Linked DNA regions of Homo sapiens: region 1 is linked to region 2. Evidence: chromatin contacts called from ENCODE Hi-C data. All regions are on one chromosome and are shown on one strand. The core of a region is the stretch at or near the end of the contact, and the rest is flanking DNA. Distances in the headings are between cores, read along the strand shown. Region 1 has its middle 27 kb from the start of FEM1C. Region 2 overlaps PGGT1B (protein geranylgeranyltransferase type I subunit beta).

What was found. Hi-C counts contacts between places; a loop is a spot of excess contacts on that map. Pooled maps may share reads with other maps.
Region 1: a map with no recorded cell type shows a loop between it and region 2 (8-fold over the local background). The contact joins two enhancer-like sites. A Hi-C loop is called at or near these places in 7 of 37 single-sample maps with no recorded cell type and 3 of 50 pooled maps.

Annotation. Positions count from the first base shown.
Region 1 is chr5:115,569,586-115,574,760 of GRCh38, reverse strand. No RefSeq gene overlaps it. Among named protein-coding and RNA genes, the nearest start is that of FEM1C, 27 kb to the right of the region's middle. Within about 2 kb of position 3,125, at least 3 of the 41 ENCODE cell types and tissues checked have a DNase peak (open chromatin) inside an H3K27ac peak, as active enhancers do.
Region 2 is chr5:115,207,425-115,212,837 of GRCh38, reverse strand. PGGT1B (protein geranylgeranyltransferase type I subunit beta) reads left to right here. Exons shown (of 9, transcript NM_005023.4): 9 at 255-5,413. The coding sequence ends at 436. Among named protein-coding and RNA genes, the nearest start is that of TRIM36, 40 kb to the right of the region's middle. RefSeq lists a silencer at 3,470-3,579. Within about 2 kb of position 3,402, at least 6 of the 41 ENCODE cell types and tissues checked have a DNase peak (open chromatin) inside an H3K27ac peak, as active enhancers do.

The DNA.
Region 1 (5,175 bases), core at 1,876-4,375, 360 kb before region 2:
ACCTGGGCAGCAGGGGTCGCAGTGAGCCTAGATCTGGCCACTGCACTCCAGCCTAGGCGATACAGTGAGACTCTGTCTCAAAAAAAAAAAAAAAAAAAAGCTCAACGAATTAACTTGTGGAAAAAAAGAAAGACAATTGCTCTTCTCTCTTCTCCTTTGCCAATGAACCTGCTCTCACAACTGTTTACTCCAACATCTATACTCCTTCACAGTTGCCTTCCTTTCTGTCATGAGCAAGAATTGTTCTGGGGAAATCACTTCTTTAGTTAGTTTAACACACTTCTATTTCTCTTCAGATAGAGTGAGTTCTGAGTCATTTTCACTCTGAGGTGAATAATTAGAAATGCTTTTATTAGCAAGTAACAGGAACCTGCATTTAAGCAGTTTCCAAATCTAATTAGAAATGTTGCTTTCAGCTACCTACTCAAACTACAGGTTTAAATCAAGAAAATTGTTTTTTTCTATTATTTGTAGGGGACCTCTACAAACTAGCTCCTTCCGGAGGTTTTCCATGTATATATTGGACAGGACACATAACAAGCTTTACAGATTTCTGTATATTTTATGTGTATTTATAAATAATGCTATCACATTAAAATGTTCTAAAATTAGATTGCAGTGCTGGTTGCACAACTCTGCACATATACTAAAAACTGTTGAGTTGTATACTTGAAATGGGTAAATTTTATGGTATGTAAAATATATCTCAATAAAGAACCTAAAAAATACTCTCGAGCAAAGATGACAATAAAATGCTACAGTGATTTGGAAACATGATTTAGCAATGACTAGTAATGTTGAAGATGGGCATATCTTATGAATCTAGCAATTCTACCTCTGGATTTGTATCCCAAAGAAACTCTCTCACAGGTACCCAAAGAAGCACGAGTGAGAAGGATGCCTATGCAGCATTCTTTGTAATAGGTAAATAATGGGAAACAATCTAAATGTCCATCAGTAGGAGGATGCAGGAATACATTATGGCAGGTTCATGAAATCAATACTATAGGGCATTAAAAATAACTAGGAAACCTACATATGTGAATATGGGTAAATTTCTAAAATGTAATATGTGGGAGAAGTAAATTATAGAATAATATGGATAATTTGATAACATTTATATAAAGTTTTAAAACGTACAAGACAGCTCTGTATTTTTAATGGGTACTTACATTGGTGATGGTATATTATTTTCCATGCTCTCCTGTATGTTTGAAAAAGTTCATAATTATTTTTTAAATTAGCATTCACTTGTAGTCATGTTAAGTGCTGTAGATGTTTCCTACACGTGCAATGATTTGAGGAACTAAAAAAAGATGAAGACTGTCAATGGGTAGAGAAATATATGCTTGTAATAATACGTTTCATTTTTTATCACCTACTGTGTTTGGCACTTAACTTACATTATCTCCAGTGTTCCCCAGATTCCTACAAGGTTAGTCATACAGTGTCCAATACTGGGCCAAGAAACAGATGCTGGAAATGTAATATACCCAAGATCACAGGCTGGTAGAGGATGGAGTCATTGAAATATTCAGTGGTCTGGCTCCAAAGCCTTGTGGGTCTTAGGCTTCATAATTGTGCTTCTCAATGTACCTGTCTGCTTTTCTCATGGTGGAGAAATTAGGAGAGGCCAGTAGTACAAAGAGAAAACCATAACAAGTTCATGGTGAGGTTGCCATAATTCTAGTCTTCTTTGCCTAGTATGCACAACTCATGACAGAGAGTCTCAGGAACTATGCGTCCTAATTCCACTGTGCTGCTGTGGAGCTAACTTTTCTAATCTTCACTTTCCTCCAGAAGACTCAAAGTATTGCAGTAGCTGATTTCTAACATTTTCTAGCTGTGTGATTTTTTTCTGAGCTCTAAAAACTAAGGTCTCTGCCCATTCTAAAATGCTTCCCTTCTTTTGTTGTACTTTCTTCACTTCAGCTTTTGAACAAGCATCACTAAGCACTATTTTGTCACAAACTCCATGACCTTTGGAAATGGAAATGATGCTCTCTTAGTAAGCCCTGTCTGTGTCTAGGGAGAGAGGAGGATGTCAGTGTCTTTTAGCTCTGAACAAGAAGTCCACTATGTCTGGCATGATAATTTAAAGGGTCGCCAAATACTCTTGTTTTGTTTTGCTTTATGTAGTTTATTTGCTCATACTAGATGACACATATGTTAAATGAAACACTGCTTTGATTTAGAGGGAGGAGGAAAAATGGGGTACATAATAAGTGGGACTAGTGTTTATTTCAGGAAAAATGTGTTGCTTAGCTCCTGTATGCATATAATCATGTGCATCTTTTCTGTGTTTCAGAACAAAGATGTTGTTCAGCAATATAGGAAACATTAACAAAGGGAAACGAATGCAGACATTTACATACACTGTGATTTGTGAGTTTCAGGGTGGGATAGATCTAGCAAAAATTATGTTTAATGCTTAGATTTTATGTAAAACTACTGTGATATTGAATGCCGTATGTTTTGATTAGAGTACAGCCTGTGCAGCCCCATTATTTGGGTTCAATTTTAGTTGTACATTTATTTGTTGGGTAACTTTGGTCAAATTTAGTTAACCTTTCTATACTTTCAATTTGTAAAGTAGAAATCATAGGAATGACTACCTCAGAGGTGTTCTGGAAAGTAAGTGATTTAATAGAGATACAGTACTTAGGACAGGGGGAGTAAGGCATTCTTAGAAGTCGCTTTCATCCTGACCTTGCCTATTATTCAAGGCTGACTGCTAAGAGACTAGTTAAGCAATTAGATCCAGATCTTGATAGTTGCCCTATTTTTCCCCTTCAAGGCCATATGTGTTACTTTCCTCTAATACATTTGCCTAAAGCCAAAGAACAATCCATCTACCACTTAAGAATACATTTATTGCTTTTAACTTAAAAAAAAATTAAAGAAAAGATCTCTGTAAGGATGAGCTCCATCTTATGGTAGGCTTCATCTATACTGCCTCCTTCTTGTCGTAGTGGCTGCTGCAGTCAGGCATCCAGTCACTGGTGCACAGCTGAGAGAAAACTCAGGGCTGGTGTTCTGAAGCGGGTGACATAAGGATCTCTAATCACTGACCCAGCGACTCCAATACTGTCTTTGTTTCCCTGAGTTTTATATTTGCCCAGAACTGGAAAGCTCCCAGCCATTCATTCACTGGTCAGTTCTGTGTGTGTGCTATAGTAGCTACTCTGTTGCCAGCAACAAGAAGAAGGAGGTGAGGAGAGCTCTAGGCCTGATTTTCACCGCCAAAGAAATTCTGGCACTGGTTAGTGCTCTGCTGCGTGGTTGGCATGGAGACTAGAGAATTCAGGCTACCTAACAATTGAGGACTTAGGGGAACAATAGGTCCTGGTTATTTTCTTAGCCTTTTGCTGAGATATTTCCTTTATTCTTCTTTGGACTGCCCCATTAGGACCCAAGCTATTTCTTGTGGTTGTAAGGGCCTACTCAACTTAAAACATTTAATTCAGTTCTATTTAATTTTTAAAAATAGTTAATATATTCAAATGCCTCGAAATTCAAAGAGTACAATGCAGCAACCTTGTTTCCATTCTCAAAGCCATTTACTATTACAAGCTTCTTATGAGTTCTGCCAAGATGCCTTATGCATATACAATCAATAACATATGTACATATATACAAATCTACCCATCCCCATCTATCTCAGAGGTCATCCGATACCAATGCATGAAGAGCTTCTTCATTTTGTTCTTACTGACTGCCTAGTACTCAGTTGTTTCAATGTATCATAACTTATTTTAACCAGTACCCATTGATGGATGGCCCTTTATATTGTTTCCAGTCTCTCGATACTACAGCGCCCCTGTAACAAGCAACCATGTATGTGTGAAATTTTGCACATGTATAAATGAATATATCAGTAAGATAAAAGCCTAGAAGTGAACTTGCTGGGTTAAGAGCATGTGGATATGAAATTTCTACAGATACTCCACAAAAGTTGCATCAGTTTACATTCCCAGCAGCATTATGTGAAAGTGCCTGTTTTCCCAGAGCCTTAGAAGAGTGTGTCACCAAACTTTCCCAATCTAAAGGTAAAAAACAGTGTCTCACCAAAGTTTTAATTGGTGTTTTTTAAGATGTGAAGTTGAACATCTTTTCATATGTTCAAGAGCTGTTGGTATTCCCTTTTGTGTGAAATATCTGTATATGCCCTTTGCCCAAGTTTCTATTGGATTATTAGTCTTTATATAACTATTATATGAATAGGAGCTCCTAAGAATAGGATCTCTTTATATGTTGGGTAAATTAGCCCCCGTCTGTGTTTTGCAAATATTTTTCACAGTGCGGGTTTAGATTTGCTTATGGTAATTTTTTTACCCGTGGAGATATTTTGTATTTGTAAGTAGCAGAATTTATCAGTTTTTCTTTTATCTGAGTTTTTTCCTAAGCTTTATAATATGCTTTAGTATCTGAGAAAGCTTGTTTACCCTTATTGTTCTTCATTTTCAAAATTTTCTACTTCTGTGCTTGCTTGTTTACTATTGCATATGACTGAAATATAAATTTTATATATTAATATAAATATGCTTATATTGCTATAAAAATCCTTTTATTAGGGCTGCATTCCATTTACAGCTTAGCTTGGAGATTTGATATATTTATGTTGCTGTGTCTTTCCATCTAGGGACATCTTATGCCAAAGGGCAACACAGATGTGCCATCTCTGGGTGCTTTTAACAAAAATGCCAAGCTTTTGTATATGTTATGTGTGCCAAGTGTTTAAAGCAGGCCTTGCACTAGTGCACCAACAGTTTTTACTTTATGACTTGAGCAAAACATTTTGACATTGTATTATGGCTATGTCTCTAAAGTTAATAGTAAACATTTTTAATTTAAAAATATTAAGAACCTTAAAAATATATATTTTAATAATTCCCTTCCAAAGCCAGAAAATTAGAGATATGAAGAAAGCATTGTATACATGTGCTTATATTATTTTTAGCATAATAACAAAAATTAGAAATGATGTAAATGCCCACAGGTGAAGATTTGGTTAAATTACAGTAATCCTTATCTTGAAATGCATTTCAGTGATTCAACTTTTTAAAATAAATATTTATTGACATAAAAATTCCAGCTATAATGTTAAGTAATAGTACAAGAAACCAAAAATATATTTAGTATGGCTTGAATTCATTTTAAAAAGTTGAATGTATA
Region 2 (5,413 bases), core at 2,153-4,652:
CAGCTCTTCAGCTGGAAACTGTTTTCCTTTGTTAATGATATTTTCATGAATAAAATATTTTATTTTGATCATCTGAGTTTTTTTTTTAATTGGTGTTTGAGGCTTTGAGAAAGCAAATATTTTTAAAACTATATTAGCATTTCTCTAAACTTACTTTTAATGGAGTGATGGGCTGGTAAATATGTGGCTAAAATATTCTGTAGAATGTACAAGTAAGAATGCCTATTATGATGTTTTAAATGCCTTCTTTTCAGATGCTTTGCATGCATACTTTGGGATCTGTGGCCTGTCACTAATGGAGGAAAGTGGAATTTGTAAAGTTCATCCTGCTCTGAATGTAAGCACACGGACTTCTGAACGCCTTCTAGATCTCCATCAAAGCTGGAAAACCAAGGACTCTAAACAATGCTCAGAGAATGTACATATCTCCACATGACTGATTTTAGATTGGGAGGGTGGGGGGATTTGTAGCATAACTGTAGCTCAAGTTTAAAAGCCATGTATAACCAAGTGTGCTCTTTTTTTAAAAGGTAGAGTCTTACAATCAAATCTCCTGCTGATTTCACTTTGGGATATGGTCTTGAGCCAGTAATCTTTATACTGGGTTTCAAGAAAATCTTTGTTGAAGTTTGAACCACAACTTTGTCGTGGTTCTTAAATGTTTATACTGTATTTCTAAGAAGTTGTTTGAGGCAAATTAACTGTATGTGTGTAGGTTATCTTTTTAAAAACTCTTCAGTGCAAATTGTATCTTATTATAAAATGGACACAAATTTTCAAGTTTACACTTCATATAGCATTGATAATCTTCAGGTGAACACTTAGTGATCATTTAAAAAGCTCACTGCTGATCGTAGAAAATTTGCTTTAATTAATTAAGTATCTGGGATTATTCTTTGAAAACAGATGACCATAATTTTTTTTAAAGAAGAGTGACTTATTTTGTCTTATTCTTAAGTAAAGTGTGCCAATTAAACCTGTGTGGCCTATATAAATGAAGTTAATAACTTCATAGTAAGAATAAATAGGTTTAACTAATGTGATAGTTTTCTAAAAGGAGATTGTTTGAAGACAACTATTATGTAACTGAGGGAAAAGCAACTTAACTGTATGTGATTGTGAATGAGAAAGTTTTGTGCTATGTGGGTCATTTATCTAGACATTGCTGTGGTGAATACCAGTTATGTTTGATTTTATTCTCAAATCATTAGTTGCCTTTTTTTTTTTTTTTTTTTTTTTGCTTTCTAGGAAGAAAACAATCTTTTTTATCTAGAAGGAAAGATACTTTGTGTTTTCATTTTTAGCCATTTGAAGTTTTTAATTTATTGCCCCCAGTGTGTTAGCTGCTCTAATTTCAAACTAATACTTTTCTAATTTTTTTCAAATTAAATAAGTAAAAAATACAAAAACAGAACCATTCAAACAGATTCAGTGGTGTAACTCAATACATGGTCATTTTTATTCTCATATTTTCAGGTAAGTGAAAGGGAAATGCGACCATTTAGAGGGTAAGAAATAGGGTTTTGTTTTTGTTCATTGTTTTGTTTTAAGTCTATGAACTAGCTAATTATAAAGGAGGTAGTATAAAAACTCTTCATTAGTAATTAATTTATCAATAACTCATATCCGTTACTTGCTCAGTGACATTCAGAACTATTGCGTCTAGTACTGAAATGGGGAAAGAAATCTCTTCACTAAAGGAGTTGGCTTTAAGTTAGTCTTGGTGATAATAAATGTTGAAATACAAGTATCAGTATAAAAACTGGATTACTGGTATCACTGTTTAGGCATTGTAATACTTTAAATGTTATCTTTTTTTCTAAATCAGAGGGAAAAAAATGTTGTGAAATAACAGTCCTTCCCAAGGGAAACACTGTGTACTTGGAGAAATGATTGATTTATTATTGGCATGCTTAGTTTTAAACCTGAGTTTGCCAACTGTATGTTTTTTAATTAGAAATAAAATAAATCTTCTGATGGTGGGGGAAAAAGTAAGCTTAATAACAGATGTTATCCGTCTATGGGTTATTCCAGTTGCTACTATTTAAATCCTGGCAGATTAAGACATCCATATCTCAAACTAAGTCATCTCTTAGACATTGGAAGTTAAAGTAGCATATATATAATGGCTTTAGGACTATATAAAAAGCCCAAATTGTTTTTTCTGTATCACCAAGAAAGGTTAGAAGGCAATAAAGGTAGTAACAGTGATTTTATTCATAAATGTTAGAGAAAAATTCCAATCTAAAAGTATTTCATAAGGCTAAATATTTTCTAACTCCTGATAATTTAATACCATAAGATTATAAATTTTAGTATGCTTCTAATTGATACACTTGTGGGAGACTTTCTTGTGAAACTTTATGGACTAGTAAATGTTCACATTCCACAGCAACTGAATTGACCAGAAAATAGCAGCCCAGTGTGAATTGTGGAGAAACTATTTCTAACTTTTCTAAATAGTTATTTACAAGAAAAGCATTTATCGATTAAATAAATTATAAGCAATATTTCACATATACACTTTATTCCTTAACAGGAGCGATGTAATGAGGGAAAATACGAAGTCCGAAATCTCAAAAAGCTCTGTTACCTACTCTATACTTGTCTCCTTCCCGCCCCCTAATTTTGTGGCATTTTTTTTTTAGAAGGTAGGAGGAGGAGCTTTATTTTGAGCATCTGTGTACAAATGAGATTAATCAGATCATATGGCCTAATTTAACCTGTTTATCATTTCAGTGTTTTTAGATTTGATCTATAATATATATGTGTTATTAGATCTTTAGTTATTTATATTTAATCTAAATTCATATAGAAATCTTGCTGACAGTGGTATATAATTTGAAAACTGTTGGACCTGATCATTTTTGAGAGACAGTTAATGAGGAGGTGCTCTGGAATCAGATGACCTGGGTTTAAATCCCAGATTTGCCAGTTCAGCAGCATGATCTTGGACCCTAACTCTGCCGTGGATAAAATAAGGGTAAAACCTAACACACAGGGTTTAGGATTAAATGAGATAATACAGATAAAGCACTTAGGATAGTACCTGGAATACAGCAAATTTCAAATTATAGGTTCTTTATAATGATCATAAAATTATTTTTGTAATTAAAACCTCTCTTCTACAACAGAAAGAGGTCTTAACAGTTTAACCTCAGGGAAAATGATGACAACAGTGTTGTTTTCTAATCTCCCCATAAGAATACAGAGCAACTAGGATAGCCACAGACACTATTACAACGCTAGATGACAAGGTATCTCTATGAACTTCAAAATACAACTAAGTGAGGACAAACCACTGAACCACATAGTTTCAGTATCTGTGGGAGGAAGTAGAAGGAAGGCAGCTGGTTTCTGACAGCTCTGCAAATTGGAGAACTACAACACTGCCCACAGTTTCTCAACTACAAAGTGCAGCGGGCCAATCTAAGAACAGACACTGAAACTGGGAAGTGACTACAGAATCTCATTTGCAGATGAATGTTAAAGCAATATGATAAGGTCTGCTGATTGCATTAGAGCTGTCTGGGTTTTACGCTGTGTACCTCTTGAAGCTTATGAGACAAAGCCCAGCACTGAGGACAAACTTCTAGAATTAGAATCCAAATGGGCAGGATGGGTAAAATAGGACAAAGGAAAGAAGATCTAGATAAGTATTGGGAAGAAAGGCCAAGACACAGAGACATTATATATGTGTATTTTCATATATATATATATTCTTTTAAATCACTGTGAAAATGGGAGCTCTAAGGCTGTGAAGTCATCCTAGAGCCACTCCTTCCTCCTAAAAGTACAGAAAAACTCATTTCAGTTAAGGGGAAAAAAAGAGTAAGTGAGCCAGGATTACAGTCCAACTCCAGTCAAAGTTAGTATAAGAAATAAGAGAATAAATAGATCAACATCCTCACAGACAATGAAAGCACACCGGAAGGACATGACCACAAGACAGATAAAAACCTAATATTTGCCAAAAAATAAAATGCAAATATGACAGGAAATTTATATTAATTAGTACAGTTATCAATAAAAGTAGGAAAAGGGGAAAATTAACCAAGTACCAAACACTTGGAGTAAAAAGCAAAATAAAGCAGAAGGAAGGAATTAATAAAAGCAAAAAAGAATTACTAGTAGAAAACCAAAACAATAGAGGCAATAATAAATCCAAGTTGGTGATGGGTAGTGCGGGGAGTTGAGTCAGATAAACTACCAGCTAACCTATTTAAGAAAAAAAGGAGGAAGCACAAATACAAAAATTTAAATGACAAGGGGGAAATAGTAAAACAGGAAATTTGTTTAAATTGACTATTTTGAGCAATTTTACACAATAAATTCAAAAACTATTTTGAGAAAAATGCAAATTGCCAAAATTTACTCTAGGTAGATAAAGTCACAACAAACCAATTACCGTAGAAGAAACAAATAGTTAAAAGTACCCCTTACCAAAAGAAGCATCAAGCCCAGATTGTTTCAAGGGGATTTCTACCAAACCTTTTAAGATTAAATAATCCCATTCTTGCTTAAACAATTGCAGAGACTAGGAAAAGAATCTTGAACCTCAAAGTGCCAAAAAAAGAAAAAAAACAAATAAAGAAAAACTCCTGAATTCATTTTATAAAATGAATGTAATAGCATTGATTCAAAAACCTGACAAAGATGGTACCAAAAAGAAAATATAGAGCAATCTCATGAATATTAATAAAAAGTTTTAATGATAACATTAGCAAACAATCCAACAGCACTTTCAAAAGGTAATCATGACTAAGTTGGGTTTATTGTAAGAATGCAAGGGTAGTTCAATACTAGATAATCTGTTACTATTCATATTAAGAGTTAAAAAATATCTTCATCTTTGCAGAAAAGACATGATAGAATTGAGCACTCACTTATGTTAACTATACTAAGTAGAAATTGATGAATAATCTATTAACATTGTACCTCTACCTAAAAGCCAGCATCTTAAATTTCAAAGCAAAGGAGACTTTCCAGCTGAAGTCAGGAACAAGACATGCCCACTAACTCCTCTGCTACTTAACAATGTGTTGAGAGTTATAGCCAATGAAGTTAGACAAAATAAAGACGTGAATTGGAAAGGAAGAGGTAAAACTATTTGCAGATATGAATATGTATCTAGAAAGCCCAAAGGAACTTGTTGAAAAACTAAACAATAAAAGAACTTAGTAAAGTAGCTATTAAATACAATTTACATAAAAATATCAGTAGGCTTCACCAGACACAAGTGCATACTTTGATTCCATTTCGGTGAAGTTCAAAACAGACAGCATCTATGTATGGTGTCAGAAATCAGCACCCTCTTTCAGTCACTACCTCTCTTCCCAAAGGTAAGTGCTGTCAAAATTACCATCAATTAGTTTTGTCTGTTTTTGAATTTTATATGAGTGGAACCATATAG